Regions from separate parts of the Homo sapiens genome. Here region 1 is linked to region 2. Evidence: read pairs that join two places in POLR2A ChIA-PET (ENCODE). Cell type or tissue: OCI-LY7. All regions are shown on one strand. Links, peaks and the distances in the headings refer to the core of each region. The heading gives the core; the rest is flanking DNA.

Region 1 (4,388 bases), core at 104-4,103, 150 kb before region 2:
CCAGGGGAGCCTCGACACAGGTAACCTTGGCCTGGCTGGGTCTGGTAGCTCGTGGTGGGAGGGAGGTGCCTCCATTTACATGGGGATTGAGTCTCCCTGTGATGCAGACTGGAAGACAGGGGCTCGCAGGTGACATGACTTTTAGGAAAGCCTGATCTCAAGCCATGCAGGCCCGCAATGAAGCCGCAGGTGATTTCTCTCTAATCAGATGACCCAGTCGTTGACAGCCTGAGCTTCCACGTGGAGAGACGCCAAGGCCGTGCACACCATGTAGAGATGGCTGTGTCTCCCAGCTTCCCTGACCACTCAGCTCCCCCCAACAATGACCTGGTTCTGTCCTATATTTTCATGGTGCTCAATTCGGACTTTAAAAAAAAAAATCTGGGCTCTGAAGTGCAGGTTCAGGTGTGAGAGTTTCCTTTGTGCCTATCTTGGTGGGTGAGCTGAGTTGGCGGCTGAAGGAAGACTTGCATGCTTCCAGCTTTGCTGATCAAACCTTTGTAAGAACTGGCACGTGGAGAAAACACTTTAGGAAGCAGTGCCGTGTCTACTCTCAGGGAAATTCCAGGTGGATGTGAAGTTCCCTAGGTCTGCCCAAGTGCTGAGTTCTGAATCCCTGTCCTAGTGTTCCGGCCACCTCTGATCGTTCGCAGCTGTGCCTTGGTGGCCGCTCTGATTTGTATTCATACGGACACAATAGCATGCCTGGAAGTATTCGCACCAAATCGTGCTGCACAGGCGTCTCCAAATTTGATCTGCAAGTTTGAAAAAGGAACCTCTTCGGGGCCACACTCTGAGAGTGTCTTCTGCATCTTGCACGCTGTGTGAAGTTTTTTGCTCTCCTGGCCCAGGGAGATTAAGACATAATTTTCTAAAATGGAAAAAAATGTCAGGATGTTAACAATTTGGTGAACCCTTTTAAGAGGAGAATCCACTTCACTGGCACACGGAGATGTCTAATAAAAGTCAGTGAGTGCCGTGACGTTGAGCTAAGTGCCCTAAAGCCAGCCTTTCTTCATTCCAGCTATACTTGGCATTCTCCTGGCTGTCTCTGCTGGGGAGGGTCCGGAGCCGCTAATTATCATTTTGCATTTTGCATGTGATCTTCAGGTAGTGACCTGGGAGACTTTATGGACTATGACCCAAATCTCTTGGATGACCCCCAGTGGCCTTGTGGCAAACACAAACGCGTTCTGATCTTCCCTTCCTACATGGTGAGTAGCGTGGAATGGAGGCTCCGTTTGCTGCACCGTCAGTTGCCCCACCTGGGTTGGTGGCCGGCTGGGGGCTTGTTCAAAGACTGCTCTGCCTGGGGGACCTTCATGAGGAGCTCCCCGGTGTGGGTGCCCACGGAAGGACCAGTATTGCCTCCTGTCCAGAATCCTGCTGGCCACCTGGCCTGCAAACACCACTTTCAAGGCTGGGCTGCCAGTGTCCACAAAGTCACCAGCTCAGGTTGGGGGACCCTCTCCTCTGAAGGGGGATGTCCGAGCTTATACCTCCACAAACCCCCGTGGAGAGGACCAGGCCCATCCCTGGTAGCGCTGAGTTCAAGTCCAGCTCCGTTTGGAGTTCCTTGGTGGCTGCAGGCCTTCGTGTGCATGCTGAGCAAACATTTGGCCCCAGGCTGGGGATGACAGAATTCTCTCCTGGGAAAGTGAAAGTAGGACACTGTGGGTGTTACATGCAAAACCTTTCTCTGCTGTTTTTATTTCATGGACTCTTCCTGTTTTTCCCTGTGTGTAATTTTGGTTTCTGCTCTCGGCTGACCACTGTTTCCCACCACCAAGGGCTGCCATCTCCTCTGCAGACACCAGAGGGGCCTGGCGGGGCCCTGGGCGCTTTCTCTGGGCCGACTTGCCCTGACTCTTGCGGCAAGCAGAGCCCCGCCTGCTGTGGGAGGAGGGGGAGCTGCACTTTCAGAACAGTCGATTGGCCAGGCCTGCCATGCACAGCATCAGGTGGGAGACATCCACCCAGAATGCCCCCACCACCTCCCTGCGTTTTGCATGTCCTGGCCCATGAGCCGGGCCTGGCGGGGCCGGCACAGCCGAGCGCTTCCTCCTCTGGTTCCCTCCCTCCTGTGCTCCCAGCCTGAGCTGTTCTCTGGAGCCCCAGCCTTAGGAGTGAACCAGGGGGTCTTTTTTCTCCCCTCGGCTTTTGTGTCTGCAGTAGCCAGAGTGGAAACCAATCCCCCGTACTCAAAGGAAACCCAGATCTTCATTCAGAACTGAGGGTTCTCCGCTGTTTGTCAGAGAAACACCAGGCAGAACTTGGGGCCTTGCCAGTTACTTTCAGCACTTATCCTCTTGTTCTTTGGCACATAGTTCAGTGGTCATTTTCGTATGCCACACGGCGTCAGAATGCATTTAGTCATTGGAGAATTTATTCAAGTCAAAGGCATTTAGTTTGAAATTGCCGCTTCTCCTCACTCTCCCTCACTCATGCCCCAACTTCTAACACAGAAAGCAAAATCAGAGTCATGTATAATTACTTTTCTTCCACTCTATGATCTGTTTATTTAAAAAACCAGGGCATATTCATCTTTGGCAGAGGCAAGCACGTAATAAGTGTTCAATAAATGACCAGAATGATTGCCCTGATGTCAAGGAGGGAGCAACTGGTGTAAGAATAAGGATGCTTTATGTGGTTCACTGCCTTACTTATTAAAATTCACTTTATTTATTAAGCAACATGGCCAGGAAACTGGCTCAGGGAGTCCAAGTGAGGCTTTCCTAGTTGATAGACAGGAAATGGGGGATCCAGGCTAGAGCTCCTGGCTCGAGGCTGTTTTCACGTTGCCCAGCTGTCTCTGAATTCCACATTCCTCAGCAGTCAGCCCCACAACTGCCGACCTCGGGGTTGGACATGAAGATCATTCTTTGGGCCAACAGTGTAGCAGATTTCTAGGTAACCAAGAGAATAGGAAGGTACACTATTTCGATGTTGGCGGGAGCTGTCCTAACAGACACGTGCCTGGTGATAATGCCGACCTCTCCTTTTATAGGCCTAGTGTTGGGCTGGTGCTAGATCTGATCTTTTTTATCTGATCTTTTTTTTCTTTAAATGATTTCATTGTGAGCCTTGAGGTTCCAGGCCGCAGTATGTGTGTATGTGCGTGTGCACGTATACACATACAACTTTTCCTCCTTAGACTGTGCTAGAAGACTTGCCAAGTCAGCATGTATGTCCTGCCCTCCTCATTTGATGTTCCCAAGTGGATCATTTTTAATTTCACTGCATTGGCTCTGCAGTCAGTGCTTCTGGGAATAGTCCATGCTATAGAGAATGGAATTGCGCATGGACTGCATTTTCCTGGTCGGCTCCTGGAGACCTATGTTTCCTATTCTGGCCACAGATGTTGGCACTTTGATAAAATGTGGGAAATCCACGTTTCAGAATTCTCGTCTAAGTTCTTGACAGTGTGTTGTGTATTACAAAGGGCCTCAACCCCCCAGCTCCCTGGAGACTTCTTTCCTAGAAGCCGACATGGGTTACAGGCCGTTTCTCATGCATTTGCATTGAACTTGTAGGAAACAGAGTGGGGCAGTTGGGGGTGGGGGCGCTGGGGTGTTTGCTTTATTTTTGTGTGTTGGGGAACAGGTATAGAATTCGCCTGTTGAACCAAGTATTGATTGAGGCCTTATTATGAGCCAAGCTTCCTTACCCAGTAGAGAACTAACCAGCCACAACCCCTCTTCTCCTCCACCTTGGAGTGAGTGGGGATGTCAGAGAGTAAACAGTAAACAAGGAGACAGAGCACCATAATCGTGAGGAAGGAACCATCTTAGAAAAGCAGCAGGAGACCAGGCATGGTGGCTCACGCCTGTAATCCCAGAACTTTGGGAGGCCAAGGCAGGTGGATCACCTGAGGTCAGGAGTTTGGGACCAGCCTGGCCAACGTGGTAAAACCCCATCTCTACTAAAAATAAAAAAATTAGCCAGGTGTGGTGTTGCGCGCCTGTAGTCCCAGCTACTGGAGAGGCTGAGGTGGGAGAATTGCTTGAACCCAGGAGGCAGAGGCTGCAGTGAGCTGAGATTGTGCCACTGCACTCCAGCCTGGACAATAAAGCAAGACCCTGTCTCAACAAAACAAAACAAAAACAGCGGCAGGAAATGATGGAAGGGTTGGACGTGGGCCCCAGGGGGTAGGCCTCAAGGAAGACTTCCCCGAGGAATGGCACTGAAGCAAGCACTGAGGGCTGAGAGTGGTTGGCCCCACCAGGTTTTGGTAGGGAGAGCCCAGTGGAAAGACCCCAAAGTAGGAAGGGGGTTGGTTTTGCATAAAATAGATTTTTCTAACTGTAGAAGTCGTTGCCCTTCCCCCTACACACACACAGGCAGGAGGCAGAGCCCACAAATGATGATGCCGACAAACCCTCCCTCCC
Region 2 (4,388 bases), core at 139-4,138:
AGGTAAACATGCCCCCTCAGGCGAGAGCTCAGATGGGGCAAAAGTGCACCCCGCCCGGCACACGCAGAGCAAGCTTTCTTAGAGGAAGTGAAGTCCAAGAGGACTTGGACTACAAAGTGAAGTGAAGGAATGAGAACTGAACGATGAACTGGCATGGGCCAAACAAAAAGCAGGGAGGTGGCAAAGTGGCCCAGGCAGAGGGGCACACCAAGATCCAGAGGAGAGAGCGGATCCATCTTCTCCGGGGAATGGGAAGAAGTGGGGCATGGGTGGAACATAATGAGGAAGGGGGACGTGAGGGACAGGAAGGTAGAGAGGTATTCACAGGCCACACTGGGAAACAGGATGGTTCTGAGGGACCCAGGAACCAGTGAAGAGTTTTAAAGCTGACCATAACACGATCTGCATGTTTAGAGGAACTTGGGCTGCAGGGTGGAAGACAGGAGGCAGAGAGGGCTGCAAAAGTCTAGGGGCGCCATAGGATGAAAAATGGCCCCCTAAGGCCGGGCGTGGTGGCTCACACCTGTAATCCCAGCACTTTGGGAGGCCGAGAAGAGTGAATCACGAGGTCAGGAGATCGAGCCCATCCTGGCTAACATGGTGAAATCCCGTCTCTACTAAAAATACAAAAAAAATTAGCCGAGCATGGTGGCAGTTGCCTGTAGTCCCAGCTACTTGGGAGGCTGAGGCAGGAGAATGGCATGAACCCAGGAGGCAGAACTTGCAGTGAGCTGAGATCGCACTCCAGCCTGGGTGACAGAGCGAGACTCTGTCTCAAAAAAAAAAAAAAAAAAAAAAAGAAAGAAAAATGGTCCCCTAAAAGACATCCACATTCCAATCCCTGGAACCTGTAAATGTTGTCTGCTATGGCAACAAAGGATCTTTGCAAATGTGAGTAAATTGAAGATCTTGAGACAGGAGATTATCCTGGATTATTGGGTGGGCCCTAAATGCAGTCACACATATCCTTATAAGAGGAGGCAGGTTGACATGCACAGAGAAGGGGCAATGTGACCACAGAGGCAGAGACTGGAGTGATGCAGCCACAAGCTGGGCAATGCCGTGGCCACCAGAAGCTGAAAGAGGCCAGGAACAGATTATCCCCTAGAGGCTCAGGACCGGGCCCAGCCCTGCCCACACCTTGATTTCAAACTTCTGGCCTCCAGAACTATGAAGGATACATTTCTGTTGTTTTAAGTCACCCAAGTATGTGGTAATTTATTACAGTAGCCACAGGAAATGAACACAAGGAAGGACAGGATGGTGACCTGAACTTGGTACTGGCAGCGAAGATGGAGGAAAGGGGCCACATCAAAGAAATATTTAGGAGACTGAACTGAAGTAAATATTTGAATAACTGGATAAACTCTCACCAAAAAAAAAAAAAAAAAAAGGAGAAAATATAAAAAATGTAACAGTGCATTATTAGGATATACTGGTACCTACTGCACATTTCCCATTGCTGGGACATTTGTTAAGAGTGGCATACTCTCCTAATGGATAGGTAGCCTTGACAAGGTGAGGGGGGAGAATGAGGAGGAGAGGAATTCTGTTGCCTTGTTTTTCATTTTTGTTTTTTGAGACAGAGTCTCGCTCTGCCGCCTGGGCTGGAGCGCAGTGGTGCCATCTCGGCTCACTGCAACCTCCACCTCCTGGGTTCAAGCAATTCTCCTGCCTTAGCCTCCCAAGTAGCTGGGACTATAGGCACCTGCAACCACGCCCGGTTAATTTTTGTATTTTTTTAGTAGAATCGGGGTTTCACCATGTTGGCCAGGCTGGTCTCGAACTCCTGGCCTCAAGTGATCCACCTGCCTTGGCCTCCAAAGTGCTGGGATTACAGGTGTGAGCCACTGCCCCTGGCCTGTTGTCTTTATTGTTGATAATGATAATGATGCTTCCTGGAAGGCAGAAAATGAAAATAAGAGCATAGGTTTTGTCATCACTCTGGGCTCCAGCTCCACCACCTGCTAGTGGGGCAAGGTCTGCATCCAAACTTTTGTTTCCTCCCCTGTAAAGCAGGGATAACAATACCCCATAGCCTGGAGCTGCCAAGAGGAACGACCCAAATACTATAGGTTAAGGACCTTGATGAGTGGCTCAGCAGCACTGCACAAAGGGTGTCAATAACATTAACTGGTAGCCCCGCCCTCAGCAGCCTCTGCAGAGGACCAACCTGGGTAAACTGCTCCAGTTTAGAGGACCTGCTTCAAAATTATGCCGCTTGCCTACTTTCAGATGAATTTATTCTTTATCTTTACGGAGGACATATTTTTACCTTGTTTTTAAAACTTCTATAGCTTTATATAGCTGTGCCATTTTAGTAATCTGTTCTAACTCGCACTGTTTCATTTCTGAGTTCTTGCCTTACATTTTTCTTACCTTTTTAAAAAAACATTTTCTATTTTTATCTTTCATTAAAAGTTCAACTCAAATTGTTTTTTTCTTTTAAAATAGAACTATTTTAGCTTCTATTTTTTCATTTATCTTTGTGTTTCTTTTTATTCCTCTTAAATTTTTAGATTTTAACTTATTTTTCATGTTTGTTAAGATTATTAAAGAGATTACATATTTTAAAGTTGGCTTTCTCCATTAGGCCCATGTTTGGCAAACTTGGGCCCTGGCCTTCCAATTCTTGGCTTGAAAGGACAGCAAAAAAAATCTTGGACAGGTTAATCACATGACACATGGAAGCTAATATTAAAGTGGGGGCTGGATCTTACTGAATTAAGACCTTATGTAAATGTTTTTTGCCTCCTTGGCTATAAAATCAGTAATGAGGTCAGATAATTCTAGACCCAACTTTAGACTTCGACAAGGCTTAATTTTCTCAATTTTAGGACCTGCAGGCTGTTTTCTCAATCTTCCTAGGCCCTTACTCTGATCAGATTCTGGAAAAGGATCTATTTATACATGTAGAATTAATTTTAAAGTACACTAACAATAGCCACCAACAATGTGTTAAACATAGTGCTAAGTATTTTATGTGTATTCTCTTATTTAAACCTCCTCCCAGCACCTCTCTTACCAGATGCTATTACCCTGATTTTATAAACAATGAAAATGGGGCTGAGAAAGACTGGCCACTTGCTCGAGTATTCACAGCTGGTTCAGTGGCAAAGCCATGACCCCAATCCAGGCCTGTCTAACAGCAAAGCCCACACCTTCTAGCCTTGGAGTTGTGACGCACAAATTATGTCAAGCCACAGTGAAAACTTCCGGGACCTCCAATTGTCCAAAGTTCAATATGACTGGTGTGTTCCAAATCCTGGCCATTTGCTTCTCCAGTAATAAACCTGCTGATATGGTTTGGCTCTGTGTCCCCACCCAAATCTTATGTCGAATTGTAATTCCCAATTTTGGGAGAAAGAACAGGTGGGAGATGATTAAATCATGGGGGTGGATGTCCCCCTTGCTGTTCTTATGATAGTGGTTCTCATAAGATCTGGTTGTTTAAAAGTGTGCGGCCCTTCTCCCTTCATTCTCTCCTGCTCCGCCATGGTAAGAGGTGCTTGCTTCCCCTTCACCTTCCACCATGATTGTAAGTTTCTTGAGGCCTTCCAGCCATGCTTCCTGTACAGCCTGCAGAACTGTGAGTCAATTAAACATCTTTTCTTCATAAATTACCCAGTCAAGTAGTTCTTTTTTTTTTTTTTTTTTTTGAGTTGGAGTCTTGCTCTGTCACCCAGGCCAGAGTGCAGTGGCGCCATCTTGGCTCACTGCAACCTCCACCTCCCGGGTTCAAGTGATTCTCCTGCCTCAACCTCCTGAGTAGCTGGGACTACAGGCCCTGCCATGAAGCCCAGCTGATTTTTGTATTTTTAGTAGAGACGAGGTTTCACCATGTTGGCCAGGTTGGTCTCGAACTCCTGACCTCAAGTGATCTGCCAGCCTTAGCCTCCCAAAGTGCTGGGATTACAGGCACAGGCCACCGTGCCTGGCCTGTCAGGTAGTTCTTTATAGCAGTGTGAGAATGGACTAATACAGCTGGTAAGAACTAAAATGGATGAACTCAGAGTAAACCTATGCCTTTTTTAAAAAGGCTTTCTTCTACTCCTGCTTAATAAATTTTAAATCTGATTTTCTCAAGCCATTTTTTCTACTGAGAAGCTAACAGGCTTTAAAGACCCTTACTCTACAATTGACCAGTTGCACTCTATCAGCCTGTGTAGGGCTCTATTAAAAACAATATTAAGACAGTTTGCACCTTTTTTTTTTGAGACGGAGTCTCACTCTATTGCCCAGGCTGGAGTGCAGTGGCACGATCTTGGCAACCTCTGCCTCCCAGGTTCAAGCAACTCTCCTGCCCCACTCTGCCGAGTAGGTGGGATTACAGGCATACACCACCACGCCCAGCTAATTTTTGTATTTTTAGTAGAGATGAGGTTTTG

The links. ChIA-PET counts read pairs that join two places held together with the same protein. Peaks named below come from ENCODE experiments on the same cell type or tissue, not always from the same donor. Only the 100,000 strongest peaks of a DNase experiment are listed, where the experiment ranks them.
Region 1: POLR2A ChIA-PET joins it to region 2 with 5 read pairs; 6 of 35 experiments call an interaction of 5 or more read pairs at or near these places.

Annotation. Positions count from the first base shown.
Region 1 is chr18:23,236,032-23,240,419 of GRCh38, forward strand. CABLES1 (Cdk5 and Abl enzyme substrate 1) reads left to right here. Exons shown (of 10, transcript NM_001100619.3): 6 at 1-20; 7 at 1,111-1,214. It also overlaps a transcript of SLC35D4 not described here. Among named protein-coding and RNA genes, the nearest start is that of CABLES1, 100 kb to the left of the region's middle. RefSeq lists enhancers at 1,542-1,731, 1,742-1,861. In OCI-LY7, for the core only: CTCF peaks have their summits at 1,783 and 1,989; DNase peaks (open chromatin) are centred at 1,940 and 3,490; H3K4me3 peaks cover 2,519 bases; H3K27ac peaks cover 3,028 bases.
Region 2 is chr18:23,385,349-23,389,736 of GRCh38, forward strand. All of the region lies in intron 4 of SLC35D4 (solute carrier family 35 member D4), which reads right to left. Among named protein-coding and RNA genes, the nearest start is that of SLC35D4, 50 kb to the right of the region's middle. In OCI-LY7, for the core only: no CTCF peak of the experiment used is centred there; no DNase peak of the experiment used is centred there; H3K27ac peaks cover 270 bases.